5 separate regions of the Homo sapiens genome follow, and regions 1, 2, 3 and 4 are each linked to region 5. The links are chromatin contacts, found by Hi-C or POLR2A ChIA-PET in ENCODE. All regions are on one chromosome and are shown on one strand. The core of a region is the stretch at or near the end of the contact, and the rest is flanking DNA. Distances in the headings are between cores, read along the strand shown.

Region 1 (2,700 bases), core at 80-2,579, 470 kb before region 5:
AGAGCCTTACGTGACCACAAGGGCCACATATCCAGGAAGCTGGCCCTGCTTTTGAACTGGAAAAGTTCTGATCAATTTTCTTCTATCAGTTATTTAATTATTTTCCTCCCTCAAGTCTCTCTGTTCTCTCCTCCTGGAACTCCTAGTAAATACATAAAGAAACGTCTAGCTCCCGCTCGTGTCAATTGTCTCTTACTTGGATTTCTTTGTCCCCATGAATGACATTCTACAAGAACCCCTTGGTCTTTCAGTTCACTAATTTATTCTTCAATCACGTCTGTTTTGCTAGGTTTCATTAACAATCATCTTTTAAATTTCAAAGTTTTATAGTTCTTTTTTGTAACAGCCTCTTCTTGTTTCAAGGATAGTTTACATTCTCTAATCTTCTCAAACATGTTAAATATGATCACCTTTAAAACTTTAAACTGCTGTGTTTAGCTGTTTCCTTGAGCAGGGAGAGTTCCGTTTGTTGAAGTTGAATGCCACTGTTTCGTAGCATTCATTTTGCTGACATGTTTGACAGCTCTCATCTATCTGATTATCTTCCTCTTTGAGAATCCCTGACCAGTCATGTTTCTCCCTGCTCAAGTGAAATAAAGGCCTCAAATAGATCAGTGGTTTTCAACTCTTTTTAGCATAGATAAATGTTGTAAAATAAAATTTTATTTGTGGAAATACAGTGTGTAAATCCACAGTGGAAAGGCAATAATTGAGGCAGAGATGCCCTGCAACCCTAGAGGTGCCCGCTTGGACCCTTGGTGTTCCCTCTGCAGCCTCACCACACAGTGGGCCTTCTCTGTGATTGCTGGGCTGAGCGATCCTGGATCCTCACAGCCCATGTCTCAACAGTTAATGAACCAGGTGATCTGCACATGTATTTCAAGCTCCTGTATTATCCCTGATGAGGATATCTAGATTTGAACTTCTTTGAAATTCCTTCCTAAATATTTATTTTGTCATGTTTCTACATATGGAAGGGTCCTCATGGCAGATAGACTCACAGGGACTTACACACTACCACACTCTTTAATGGGAACAGACCTCCTATTACTGACTTCTTGACAAAGTCTTGAAAAAGAATGAAAATGAGGATGCAAGTCACCAGGGAAGGCAGAGGAATATTTCTTTTATTTAAGCGGACTTGCTGATTTCAAAAGAACCATTTCCAGAAAAGACTGGGCTAAGCTCCAATCTTGGCCTCCGTATATAATGCAAAAGTAGATGCTATAAACTAGTAAATTCATGGCATTCGATCATAAAAAAGAAGAAGAGATGCATTTTCTGTTAGACCCTGAGGCTGTACTTTCCCAACCGCTGTGTAGAGCAAACACCAGGTGGGGAGATGGCTTTGTGGACATGCAATCCAGTTTCTAATCCAGAAATAGGTCAGAGCACCAATGTGAAAATACCTGTTGTTTTTAAATAGGTCTGTGTGTCTCAGTGTGTGTGTGTGTGTGTGTGTGTGTGTGTGTGTGTTTTCCTTAAGGGCACTTGAGATGCCGCAAAGAAATGAGGAAGTGGAAGTTTTGAATTGGTTTTTCTTCTTTTGTCTAGGGATGATTTTTTTTTAAGAGTTTCTAAGAGGTAATTGAGTTTCTTCCTCAGGAACAGTCAGTTTTTCATGAATCAAATGTATCAGTAATAATTTTTTAAATGCTGGATTATAACTTTTGAAAGTTTGCAAGTTGGGAGCATATTTCCTTGGCTCTGCGACATTCCCTCCTCTTCCTGGGGTTCTCTCCTCCTAGGACCCTGGGACCAAGCACTGCCCTTCAGGTCTTTGATCTCTCTGATCTCATAAACTTTGCTCTCCTTGTCCTTTTGAATACCTTCTAGAAGAATCCCTGGATCCTCCTCGTCAAAAGTCCACATGCTCTTGGGGGTTACCATTGTTCCGGATAATCTGGAGTTTTCATGTTGAAAACAACCACCACCACACCAACACGTTTTTCTGTTGTCCTCTTGGCAACTTCAGAGCCCTGACACCGTAGGGAAAGCGCTTAGGGATCCCATCACAGTTCAAGGGCCAGGGCCGGTGGCCTCTGCCAAGTGCCAGGCCCTCTTATCCCTGAGTGAAGCACTCACATTCCCTAAGAAGGGGCATAGGGACCAGAGCACAGGGCAGTGAGGGAAGTGCTGTGGGGCAAGGGTGGTGGTGTCTGAAGACGGCTCTGCCTTTACAAGGCCCACTGGAGCTTTATGTCTGCATGCCCCACAGCAGAACTGTCCTTGCTCTTTTTCATGTTTAAATTTATGGTGAGGTAGGAAGATTGCTTGAGCCCAGGAGGTCAAGGCTGCAGTGAGATATGATCATGCCACTATACTCCAGCCTGGGAGACAGAACAAGAGCCCATTTCAAAAAGAATTTAAGGGCCTGGCGCAGTGGCTCATGCCAATAATCCTAGCACTTTGGGAGGCCGTGGTGGGTGGATCATTGAGGTCAGGAGTTTGAGACCAGCCTGGCCAACATGGTGAAACTCCATTTCTACTAAAAAAAATAAAATACAAAAATTAGCCAGGGGTAGTGGCGTGTGCCTGTAATCCCAGCTACTCAGGAGGCTGAGGCAGGAGAATCGCTTGAGCAGAGGTTGCAGTGAGCCGCGATAATGCCACTGCACTCCAGCCTGGGTGACAGAGCAAGACTCCGTCAAAAAAAAAAAAATTAAGGTATATAGATGCACATTTAAGTTATATAAACAC
Region 2 (2,700 bases), core at 122-2,621, 300 kb before region 5:
CCTGATGATCTGAGGTGGAACAGTTTCATCCCAAAACCATTTCCCCTACCCCCATCCATGGAAAAACTGTTTTCCACAAAACCGGTCCCAGGCGCCAAAAAGGTTGGGGACCGCTGCTGTGGCACTGCCATTTCTCAAGCTACCTAGAAGCTAGTTTGAACAGTGTGTGTATTTAAAGTAAATTTCATTTGGGACATTTTATTACAGAAGCTTATTATCTCTTTTTAAAGGAATCTTTCTTCTCAGGATCTTAAGGCATCTTATATCCATTGAAAAGGCCTCCTGTACCATGACAGCTTCTTCAAAGGACACCCTAGATAATAGCACAGGAATCCCAGGGAGATGAAATACCCTGAGATCCACAGACTTCCCTGAGATGGGGAGTCCTGTTTCCTCCTCTACCAAGCTGCTAACCAGTGGCCAAGTCAGATTAAGCTGTATTTCCTCCCAACCCCCCCACCCCCAATCTGCAGTGGAGGAGGTTTTAAGCAGGCAGTGGTTAAATCCTGGAAGGAGAAATTAGAGGAAATGAAAAGACTCTCCCAACTTGGATGAGAAAGTGGTGGAGTGACAGGGTGGGCAAGACCCCAGCAAGCTGTCCGGGGCCAGGCCCATCCAGGAGTCCGGTGTGTTTCAGTGTCTGCCCAGGCCTCCTGTCTAGGAAGCTTTCCTGCCAGGTTCAGAAAATGAAGAACATAAACCACAGGACCCTATTTTATGGGTAGAAATAATGTCAATGAGGGCAAATGGAGAAGAGTGAGGCAACAGCCACATCCGTCCAGGAAGGATGCCTGGGACACAGGTGGTTCTGCCAAAGAGCCAGAAGGATGGAAGGAAATCTCAAAATTCAGATGAGAAGCCAGACAGTAGGAAAGCCAAAAAAGCACAATCTAATAATTTAGAAAATGAAAGAGGAGGAGGGCTGTTAAAGATATTCTCTGCTCCTTCGTAACATCTCAGCTCCTCTCTTCCTATGTAGAAATAAACGCTCACTGCAAAAGGCAATGATTTGCTTAGAAAAAATTCATTTAAAATGTCTTGCAATTATTGACACTGTCATCAGATCTTGGCAGTAGCAGCTTATTATTACCTCCTATGTATGTTTGCCGGGAGAAGAGTCTCATTGTTTAGGAGGGAGAAATAAAGCAAAAGTCCAAGGGTATTGTGCTTGAAATACATGCCTAGAGATATGGAGTTGATTGCCCCAGAAAAAAAAGGAAGCCTATGTGTATATTATTATTCACCTCGGTAGCCCGAATCCTCTATTTCTCTCTCTCTCTCTCTCTCTCTCTCTCTCTCTCTCTCTCTCATACAGTTGAGCTCAGCTGGGCAGCCATCCAAGTGATTCATATTAAATTCTAGCTATATTCAGCACAAAAGTCATCTAGCATCAGAGGATCAAAGTTACATCAACTAACAAGCACTGGGGGATTGATAAGCTGCTAAAATTAGGTCATTGCATAGCAGCAGCCTTTGATGGATGAAGTGAAATTTAGCCGCGGGTTTGCTATTTAAAGATCTGTTACAGCACCCTTTCCTGTAGCCACAATGAACACACAACAAAGTATCATGTGTCTGATTAAATGTTTAATCATCGCTGTTGAGCTTGCCGACTGTGGCAAAGATTCAGTTTCCTTAAGAGTGCATTCAGCTCTTGGGCCAAGCCAGTACCTGCATTTTAATTCCCACATCCAGAGCCTTACAACAGGGCCCATTTCTCCCTCCTCAGGATGAATTCTGTAAAGTTAGTTTAATCGTTTTTAAAAGCATTTGGTCACACAGTTCCACCTCTAAGTCCCTGTCAGTTCAGTGTTTCAAAACTCTTCGTCAGCGTCACACACACACACACACACACACACACACACACACACACACGGCTCCAGACTGCCCAGTGGATGCAGCAACTGGTCTGGTGAGCGCATTTCTGTTTCTTGCTCATTCCCTCAATTTCAGAATCACACACCTGTCCAAAATGGCTCACGTCTCTCTCTTCTTTGGGACTGTTTTTGTTTCCAGATGGGTTAAGGTGGGGATTTGACTTCATTTGGTTTAGGTTTTGGCTGTGGCTGAGGCCCCAGGCATGTGGCAGTCACCAGTTCTGATTTCATAACTCCCATGGCCAGGCCAGGAGCCACACAGGAAGCCGGAAGGGGCCTCGGGTCAGTGTGTCCTGTCCCAGCAGCACGGGGTGGGGGACTGTGTGCCCCCAGGTGTCCTATCCACCCCTCAGCTCCAAAGGGCATGTGGACATGCGTCAGGTCCCCTGAGGCCATCTACAAACACCAGATGGACTGTTGAGCTTCCCAGGCTCAGAACCTAAGAACCCGCAACTGGAAGGAAAAGGCAGCAGAAGATGAGAAAAACGGTCAGGGAGGAAAGAAAACACTTTAACCCAAACAAAGTTTAAAATAAAATAAAGAGTGGTGAACACTCAGCTGGGAGAGGAGAGGAGGCCTCTGTGGGCAAAGGGAAATGCTGCTGAGAGGCAGCTAAGCCTGAGTCTGGAAGACTGGAGGGAGGCAGCTCCAGGGTGAGCACCTGGAGTGCACAAGGCTCTGGAAGGGGAGGGCAAGGGGTATCACCCTCCCCAGAGCCCCAGGGAAGCCTGATTCATCAGTACACCCAGGAAGGGGCTGGCTGCAGCGATAGCCCCCTGCCCAGTTGTCCCAGATGAACCCTGGGCTTGGAAACAGTCCAGGG
Region 3 (2,700 bases), core at 170-2,669, 360 kb before region 5:
TTGAGATTTACAAAGACTTTGACCAGGTGTGGTGGCTTACACCTGTAATCCCAACACTTTGGGAGGACAAGGTGGGTGGATCACTTGAGGTCAGGAATTCAGGACCAGCCTGGCCAACAGGGTGAAACCTCGTATCTACTAAAAATACAAAAATTAGCTGGTCTTGATGGTGCACACCTGTAGTCCCAGCTACTTGGGAAGCTGAGGCAGGAGAATGACTTGAACCTGGGTGGAGGAGGTTGCAGTGAGCCAAGCTCGTGCCACTGCACTCCAGCCTGGGTGACAGAGCGAGACTCCATCCCAAAAAAAAAAAAAAAAAAAAAGAGAGAGATTTACAGGGACTTTGCAGTGGGCCCTGGAGAACCATCTTTCCTTGCTGCAGACCCAGATGCTGGTGGGAGCATCTGGGGAAGCGCGCTGAGAACCTCCGTCGTTCCTCTTCCCCGGCCTCCACTCCCCAGCCTTGCCAGTGCTGGACAGACGCAGTTGCCTGGGGACACAGGAGCAGCTTCAGCTTTCCCACCAGCTTGGGTTAGCACCACAGACATGTAGGCCACTCGTTGTTCAGTCACAAGCAGGTGTCCTTCCTTCTTCCTCACTCACCAAGGACGCAGTGTTTATCACAGACTGCATGCACGTGATCATGTCCAGAAGCAAAATAAGCTACTGAAACATTAAACCAGCCTTCCTCTGATCCTGAATCTGATCCTCCTACCTGCCCAGGTGGTCAAGTGACTCAGGGAGCCTCCCACATTCTCAGTTTCCTCCTCTGCAAAAAGCAGCCTCTGACACTTTCTTTTTTATTATTATAAATTTTTTTTTGAGATGGAGTCTCACTCTGTCACCCAGACTGGAGTGCAGCGGCGTGATCTCAGCTCACTGCAACCTCCGCCTCCCAGGTTCAAGCAACGCTCGTGCCTCAGCCTCTCAAGTAGCTGGGTCTATGGGTGCACACTACCACACCTGGCTAATGTTTGTATTTTTAGTAGAGATGGGGTTTCGCCGTGTTGGCCACACTAGTCTTGAACTCCTGACCTCAGGTTATCTGCCTGCCTGGGGCTCCCAAAGTGCTAGGATTACAGGCATGAGCCACCGCACCCAGCCAGCCGCTGACACTTTCTTGCTGGGTGCTGTGAAAATAACAGCCCAGCACGTGGGAAACCCGGGCCTCTGTGACAGTTAACAGCCCTGTGCTGTCTTCCTGAGGGGCAGAAGCTCAAGGACAGGTGCCTCTCAGGCCCTCAAGCCTCCCATCTCCCAGGGCTGTCTTCTTCTGTCTTCAAATTGGCAACCCAAATATGGCATGCCGCTCACTAAACAAAACTCCTCCGGGCATCCTCCCACAAGGACAGTCATATGTCCCAGACTTTTGCAGAACATCTGGAAGCCACAGGACAGCACCCTGCATGTCCCAGCCACCCTAAGAGTTGGCCAGCAGGCACCTGTCCCTAAAAGCCCTCCGCCGCTGCCTGGCCACAGAAACATTCTGGGCCACCTCTTCAGCTCATGGGCCCCTCTTGCCTTTCTCATGCCTGACACAGGATGTTCCACAAGTGGAAGAAGTTAGCTTCTCGTCTCACAATTTTACTTTTGAAACCATCTTTCCTCAACCAAAATAGCGCCTGGGGTTGTTTTGCAAAACAAAACAGTTTTCGGCCTCTGCTGACTGTAAAAAATAACTTCCTCCTGCCTGCTGTATAATCTACTCCTAAACCCACCCCAACATCACAAACGCACAAGAAAAACCTGAAAGGTTTGGCCATCAAATACACACAAGGGCTCTCTGGCATGTAGAACCGTAGCTGCCCCGAAGCCACTTCCAGCTGGACCCGAGGGAGGCACGGCCATAGTCCAGCAGGTGTGGCCCCCAGGCCTGGAGGACGGAGTCTGTCCCACATGGCCAACAGCAGATGGGCCCAGGTCCCCCTGCCCATCACAAGAGACGAGGCATAAAACCGTAATGCTAATGTATTTGTTTACGGTGAGGTACAGGCTCCAAAATGACAGGTTCTACCTGTTTTCTGTCCTGAGCAAAGACAGGTGTGGACGGGAGAGAAAGAATACATATTCTATTTTTCTTTTTACTCAGAAACTAATTCCTCAGGATAGTCTCCTGATACTGTTGCCCCCACTATCCTCACTATCCCCTGAAACCCCTGTTTCAGAGCAGGGCTGCCTTCTGCCCTCCCCTCCTGGGGGCTGGGCGCGAGTTGTTAGAGCAATGCAGGAGGTGGGCAGTTCAGGGCAGCTTTGGATGCCTCAGGTCCCACAGGAGCAAATAAACCCTGGACTTCTTGATGCCGTCACAGCCTGGCAGCACCTGCTTGTCCAGCAGACCAGCCACCGCTCCCCGATTCACCATGCCTCAGCCACGTGGGCCAACATTCCCTTCCACTGAAGGCACCTGTGAGACTACAGGGACCACCAGCCACAATATCAAGCCCTCCTCCTCCTGCCCCATCACCCCTAGCCACCCAGGCTCAGGAAGATGCCCTTCAGAGCACCATGCTCAGCCGCCCGCTCATGAGAGTGCAGGCCAGCCCCCTCGCCCATCTCACTCACACCATTTCCAGAAATGCCAGCACGGCCTTCTGAATAAGAGTGAGGCAAAATTCAAACCACGTTTAAATTGTTTGAGGATCACATCCACCACCAGTTAGCATGGGTGAAGAGTCCGTGGAGAGGGTACTGCAGGGCTTC
Region 4 (2,700 bases), core at 146-2,645, 260 kb before region 5:
ATATATGTCAAAATACCCCCTATTATGATAGAGTTTTTCACAATTTTAAAGCTATTCTTTTGATTTTGAAAGCAAGTTCTGTATTTTCATCACAATGAGATGTGTCCCTATAAAACCTTGCATAAATGCCATTTACATATTCTCTCTCTTATACACACACTCATACACACACAGAGAGACAATTGAAGATAGTCCATAAGTCCCTTACTTAAACTGGTCATAAGATGTCTTTGTCACATAGAATAAAATAAATATCTTGAGTCCATACGAGTAGAATAAATAACAGAATAAAATGGGTAAGTAAATGGGGGAGGAGAGAGAGGTCATATGGAAGAATTCTACTAACAAATGCAGAAAGAATAAGGAAAATACAAAATCATCATTTGGTGAACACCACAGTAATGGTGGTTGCAGGCAAAGTCTGCCAAATGTTTGTGGATAAAAGGGATATTTGCCTAGTGCCAAAGTATCTCCCCACAAAATGTCTATTAATCAGAGTGAAAAATATAGATGTCTATTCATACAAAGGGAAAAATTAATAGAAAAGGAAAACTAGTTCTTATTTATGTTTACTTTATAATTTCTTATTGTATTTCTTATGTCTTACATTTTTTATTGATATTTACTACTTGTGCACTAAGCAATGAAGCAGACACTACCTTAACCCAATGATCAAGGCTAACAAAACCAACAATGACACATATTACATCACGTGCCCCTGCTGCACTGCACTGACAAAGGCACTTCTGAGGTCTTCTTGCCTAAAACTCATACTCTCCATCAAATCATAAGAAAACATCAGACAAACCCAAATTGAAAGACGTTCTTCAAAATAACTGACCAGTGCCCTTCAAAAGTGTCAAGATCAAGAGAAACAAGGAAAGACTGAGAAGCTATCCCAGATTGGAGTATATTAAGGAGCAAGAGCTCAGTGCACTGTGGGATCTGGATTGGATCCTGGGACAGCTAAATGATGTTACAGGAACATGGGAAAACCTAAATGAAGTCTGTAGTTAATAGCATTACACCAGTGTTGGCCCCTGATTTTTTATAGATGAAGGTTATATAGTCACTCTGATTTTTTTTTTTTTGCAACCTTTCTGTAAGTCTAAAAGTATATCAAAATTAAAAGTTACTACAGAAAAAGACATCTGGGTCAGGCAAGCTCAGGTATGCTCCCTTGTCACCAGGATAGAGCCTGAATCTTCCTTCTCCCCATTCCCCCGGTCAACCCCCAGGCTCCTGTCCAGTGCCAGCCAGAGTTGGGGAGCTTTAAACCACTTCAGTACCGCTCTTGGAAGGACACAGACTTTTTATTTATTTGGAGGGCTTTGCAGAGAAGCTGTTACTGGATTTTATGAAATGACGAAAGTAGTACGTGCTCATTGTAATAAGTCAAAGAAAGAACATGTATAAAGGAAACAGCAATAAATGACTCATCCTGCCACAGTTCATCCCCACCCCATTGACAGCATTGGCATGCAGCCTCCTGCACGCTCACCGTGCACATACGGACCACAGAGGCCTGTGGTTCTCTCTCCTACACGCACAGAGAAATGGACTCAGATCACAAATATTATCATATTCTGAAACTTGCTTTTTCATTTAACAATTCATCATGGGTATTTCTTGGATACAGAGATATAGAATTCTACCTAACGTTTAGAGAGCTGCATTCTATTCCGATATTCTATAGTATGATTGTATTCTGGTTTAGTCGACCAATCTTTTTTTGATGAATATTTGTATCATTTCCACTTTTTGCCATTATAAGCAATAAATATATCTTTATCTATTGGCATTTTTGTTCCTGAAGAACAGTCTCTAAAAGGAAGGATTGTTATGATGAAACATTCTTATTTTAATAAATACTCTTGTATTACTTTCCATAACTATTTTAACAATCGCATTCCCACTAGCAATGCATGGAGAGCCTTTTTCTTCCCTCAAACTCTCACAAGCCTTCATTCATTCGGCAAGGATTTTTTGCAGGGCCGACTGTGTCTCACTCAATTAAAATGTTGCTTTAACATATATTAAATTCCCAGCCGGGTAAGGTAACTCATGCTTGTAATCCCAGCACTTTGGGAAGCTGAGGCAGGTGGATCACTTGAGGCCAGGAGTTCAAGACCAGCCTGGCCAACATGGCGAAACCCCATCTCTACTGAAAATACAAAAATTAGGCAGGCGTGGTGGTGTGCACCTGTAATTCCAGCTACTCAGGAAGCTGAGGCACGAGAATCACTTGAACCCAAGAGGCGGAGGTTGCAGTGTGCCAGGATTATACCACTGCACTCCAGCTTAGGTGATAGAGCAAAACTGTGTAGAAGGAAGGGAAGGGAAAGGAAGGGGAAGGGAGGGGAGGGGAGGGGGGGAGGGGAGGGAAAGGGAGAAGGAAGGAAAGGGAGCGAAGGGAGAAGGAAGGGAAAGAAAGAGAAAGAAAAAGAAAGAAAAAGAAAGAAAAAGGAAGGAAGGAAGGATGCAAGGAAGGAACGAAGAAAGGAAGGAAGGAAAGAAAGGAAGAAAGAAAAGAAAAAGGAAAGAAAGAAAAAAGGAAGAAAGAGAAAGAAAAGAAAATATATTAAAATCCCATATATATTTGGACCTATTTCTGGTCTATGGGCCTCTTTCATTTTTTTCCTACCCATTCTACTCTGATTACAGTAGCTTTAGAGTATAATAAGTTTTACTATTAAGTAG
Region 5 (2,700 bases), core at 152-2,651:
ATTGAGTTAAAATGAGGTCAGTAGGGTGGGCCTTCACCCAATCTGACAGGTGTCTTTATAAAAAGAGAGAGTTAGAGGACACAGACACACACAGAAGACCATGTGAAGATGCAGGGAGAAGACGTCATCTATCTGCAAGCCAAGGAGAGAGGCTTCAGAAGGAGCCAACCCTGCCAACACCTTATCTTAAACTTCTAGCCTCCAGAACTACAAGAAAATAGATTTTTTGTTGTTTAAGCCTCCAGACTGTGGGACTTTGTTACAGCAGCTCTAGAAAACCAAAAGAGCCACAAATACTCATATATAGTATGTCTTCATTCTAATGGTACATTAAAAAAAAGATTACTGCCTCATATTGATGTTTAACCATGTGTTTGATGTTCCTGCTTTTTAACTTTTAAAGATTCTTTTATAATTCCTTGCATTTTACCCTCAGAATAATCCAATGCATTCAGAGAAATCAGGTATTCTTATTTTACAAGTGAAGAAACTGAGGCACAGAAGGATTAAGTGACTTGACCAAAGTCTTCTAGCAAGTGGTCTCCTGAACCGACAGCCTTTCTATGTACCACATTCAACCTATCAAATGGAGTATTTCACAATAACTGTCTCTGCTGGTGCTTATTTCCACATAGGTCACATTCATTCAGCAAACATATTGAGCAACTAGTTTGTGTCTGTCTTTCTTAGGAGTTGAGGAGACAATGACGGAGAGGACACAGTCCTGCTTTTGAGGAGCACATGGTCTAGGTGTGTTGACAGACACATGAACAACATTTTATATAATGTGAGAAACACTATAATCACAGCATGAGTACGGCATTGTAGGGACACCACTGAGAATGTCTTTACAGATGTGGTAGAAACTGAGTGGGTCTTGAAGAATTCAAAGGAGTTTGTCAGACAGGGATGGGGATTCCCAATGGAAGAAGCTTCATGTGCAGAGGCCCAGAGTTGTGCAAGGTGGGAACAAGGACGCTGAGGATGGAAAAGAGATTGGAGTGTGGCAGTGCAGGGAGGGGGAGATTTCATACTTGTCTACTAAAAACGTTAGATACCTTTAGCTTTATGACAAACTCACTGTTTTGTGGTTCTTCATTTTTCACTAGTTTCACCAAGACAGACTTTTTTGGGGGCCGTTCCTATAGATCTTACTTCTCACATTTTAATGAGTATGATGTATCACCTGGGGATTTTGTTAGAGTGCAGATTCTGATTCTGAGAGGGGCCTGCTAGTCTGCATTTCTAGAAGATTCCATGTCAGATTCTCGCTGCTGGAGCCTGGACCACACTTTGAATAGCAAAGCTTAGTCTGTAAAGTAAGAAATCAGAAGATTGGGTTGACCACATTTGTATTTTAGGAAGTTAAACCAGACAAACATGTGTAAAACTGGTTGTAAGCGACTTGCTGCTGCAAGTCACAAAACAAAAGTTCTGCGGATATGTATCCTGTGGGTTATGACTCATTTCAGGAATTCCTCAAATGGCAAGAATACCTCAAAGATTCATGAAATATGCATTATTTGAATGTACTATGTATGTTTCTTCCTAATTTAATACTTTAGTCCTAGTATAGAAGTGGAATTTTAGTAGAATTCTTATAAGTAAGTAGTATGTTTCAATTACAGGATATCTACAGCAAAAAATAAAATGACTTAAAAATAATACAAATAAAACCAGCAGTAGTTGACTTGGTGCCATCTTTTCTCAGGAACGTGAGTAATGACTGGGTCCCATACATGGAGAACAGATTGCTCCACGCAAGGCCTATTAGAAGTTAACACCAAAGCAGATGTTCTTGAAGCTACTGTTACCATTATAGATGCAAATCCAGACAAGCTGTTCCCATTTTATAGGAAAAAAAATGTAATAATAAATTACCATACTTACCTTAATGGCTTAATAAGAATTCATTAGTGAGCATTCATAAAAGAGGATAAGAAGTTTAAAAATGTACTGCTTAAAATAATTAATACTTTTATCACATCAGAAGCCTAAGACATAGTAAGCAATAGCAGATGGTAATTTTAATATCTTACAAATATCATGAAGGCTGCTGGAACCCAAGGTAGAAAACTGCAAAATACAATGACTTTGGGGTCAGTTGTAATTATAAAGAAGCTCAAAGGTCAGAGACCAGATGGAATCCCTCTCAAGTTTAATCCAGAGATGTTTCTCACAAAGAATTTAATAGGTGATTGCTTTCCCTCAAAGCCTATTTGAATGCTAGCCCTGAAAGAATTTACAAATTTTAAAGGGGGAACTTGGCCGGGCACGGTAGCTCACACCTGTAATCCCAGCACTTTGGGAGGCCTAGGAGAGTGGGTCGCCTGAGGTCAGGAGTTCGGGACCAGCCTGGTCAACATAGTGAAACCCCGTCTCTACTAAAAATACAAAAAAAAAAAAAATTAGCCTGGTGTAGTGGCACATGCTTGTAATCCCAGCTACTCAGGATGCTGAGGCAGGAGAATTCGCTTGAACCTGAGAGGCGGCGGTTGCAGTGAGCCAAGATCACACCATTGCACTCCAGTCTGGGCAACACAAGCGAAACTCCGTCTCAAAAAATTATAAAATAAAATAAAATACAGGGGGATCTTATATTCTTTGGCCTTATATTCTATAAGGAGCTTTCTGGTGCCTTGAATCAACACAATTCCTGATGGATTCAAAGCCAAACTTTATGTAGTTTCCCATTGCCTC

What was found. Hi-C counts contacts between places; a loop is a spot of excess contacts on that map. ChIA-PET counts read pairs that join two places held with the same protein, here RNA polymerase II (POLR2A). Pooled maps may share reads with other maps.
Region 1: a pooled map shows a loop between it and region 5 (2.9-fold over the local background). The contact joins two enhancer-like sites. A Hi-C loop is called at or near these places in 6 of 50 pooled maps. POLR2A ChIA-PET finds 5 or more read pairs at or near these places in 2 of 52 experiments (MCF 10A and RWPE1).
Region 2: a loop to region 5 is called in a pooled map, with 8 times the contacts of the local background. The contact joins two enhancer-like sites. A Hi-C loop is called at or near these places in 5 of 50 pooled maps. POLR2A ChIA-PET finds 5 or more read pairs at or near these places in 5 of 52 experiments (B cell, GM12878, activated CD8-positive, alpha-beta memory T cell and 1 more).
Region 3: a loop to region 5 is called in a pooled map, with 2.7 times the contacts of the local background. The contact joins two enhancer-like sites. A Hi-C loop is called at or near these places in 7 of 50 pooled maps. POLR2A ChIA-PET finds 5 or more read pairs at or near these places in 2 of 52 experiments (CD8-positive, alpha-beta memory T cell and Panc1).
Region 4: a loop to region 5 is called in a pooled map, with 10 times the contacts of the local background. The contact joins two enhancer-like sites. A Hi-C loop is called at or near these places in 1 of 37 single-sample maps with no recorded cell type and 9 of 50 pooled maps. POLR2A ChIA-PET finds 5 or more read pairs at or near these places in 6 of 52 experiments (BJ, Caco-2, IMR-90 and 2 more).

Annotation. Positions count from the first base shown.
Region 1 is chr9:90,922,687-90,925,386 of GRCh38, forward strand. No RefSeq gene overlaps it. Among named protein-coding and RNA genes, the nearest start is that of LINC02957, 73 kb to the right of the region's middle. RefSeq lists an enhancer at 1,499-1,548. Within about 2 kb of position 1,330, at least 4 of the 41 ENCODE cell types and tissues checked have a DNase peak (open chromatin) inside an H3K27ac peak, as active enhancers do.
Region 2 is chr9:91,098,865-91,101,564 of GRCh38, forward strand. The region is part of intron 4 of LINC02937 (long intergenic non-protein coding RNA 2937); the gene reads right to left. Among named protein-coding and RNA genes, the nearest start is that of LINC00484, 19 kb to the right of the region's middle. Within about 2 kb of position 1,372, at least 21 of the 41 ENCODE cell types and tissues checked have a DNase peak (open chromatin) inside an H3K27ac peak, as active enhancers do.
Region 3 is chr9:91,034,137-91,036,836 of GRCh38, forward strand. No RefSeq gene overlaps it. Among named protein-coding and RNA genes, the nearest start is that of LINC02957, 38 kb to the left of the region's middle. RefSeq lists enhancers at 1,271-1,530, 1,641-1,690, 1,701-1,750. Within about 2 kb of position 1,420, at least 3 of the 41 ENCODE cell types and tissues checked have a DNase peak (open chromatin) inside an H3K27ac peak, as active enhancers do.
Region 4 is chr9:91,130,281-91,132,980 of GRCh38, forward strand. All of the region lies in intron 1 of LINC02937 (long intergenic non-protein coding RNA 2937), which reads right to left. The region is part of intron 2 of LINC00484 (long intergenic non-protein coding RNA 484); the gene reads left to right. Among named protein-coding and RNA genes, the nearest start is that of LINC00484, 13 kb to the left of the region's middle. Within about 2 kb of position 1,396, at least 9 of the 41 ENCODE cell types and tissues checked have a DNase peak (open chromatin) inside an H3K27ac peak, as active enhancers do.
Region 5 is chr9:91,394,575-91,397,274 of GRCh38, forward strand. No RefSeq gene overlaps it. Among named protein-coding and RNA genes, the nearest start is that of NFIL3, 28 kb to the right of the region's middle. Within about 2 kb of position 1,402, at least 5 of the 41 ENCODE cell types and tissues checked have a DNase peak (open chromatin) inside an H3K27ac peak, as active enhancers do.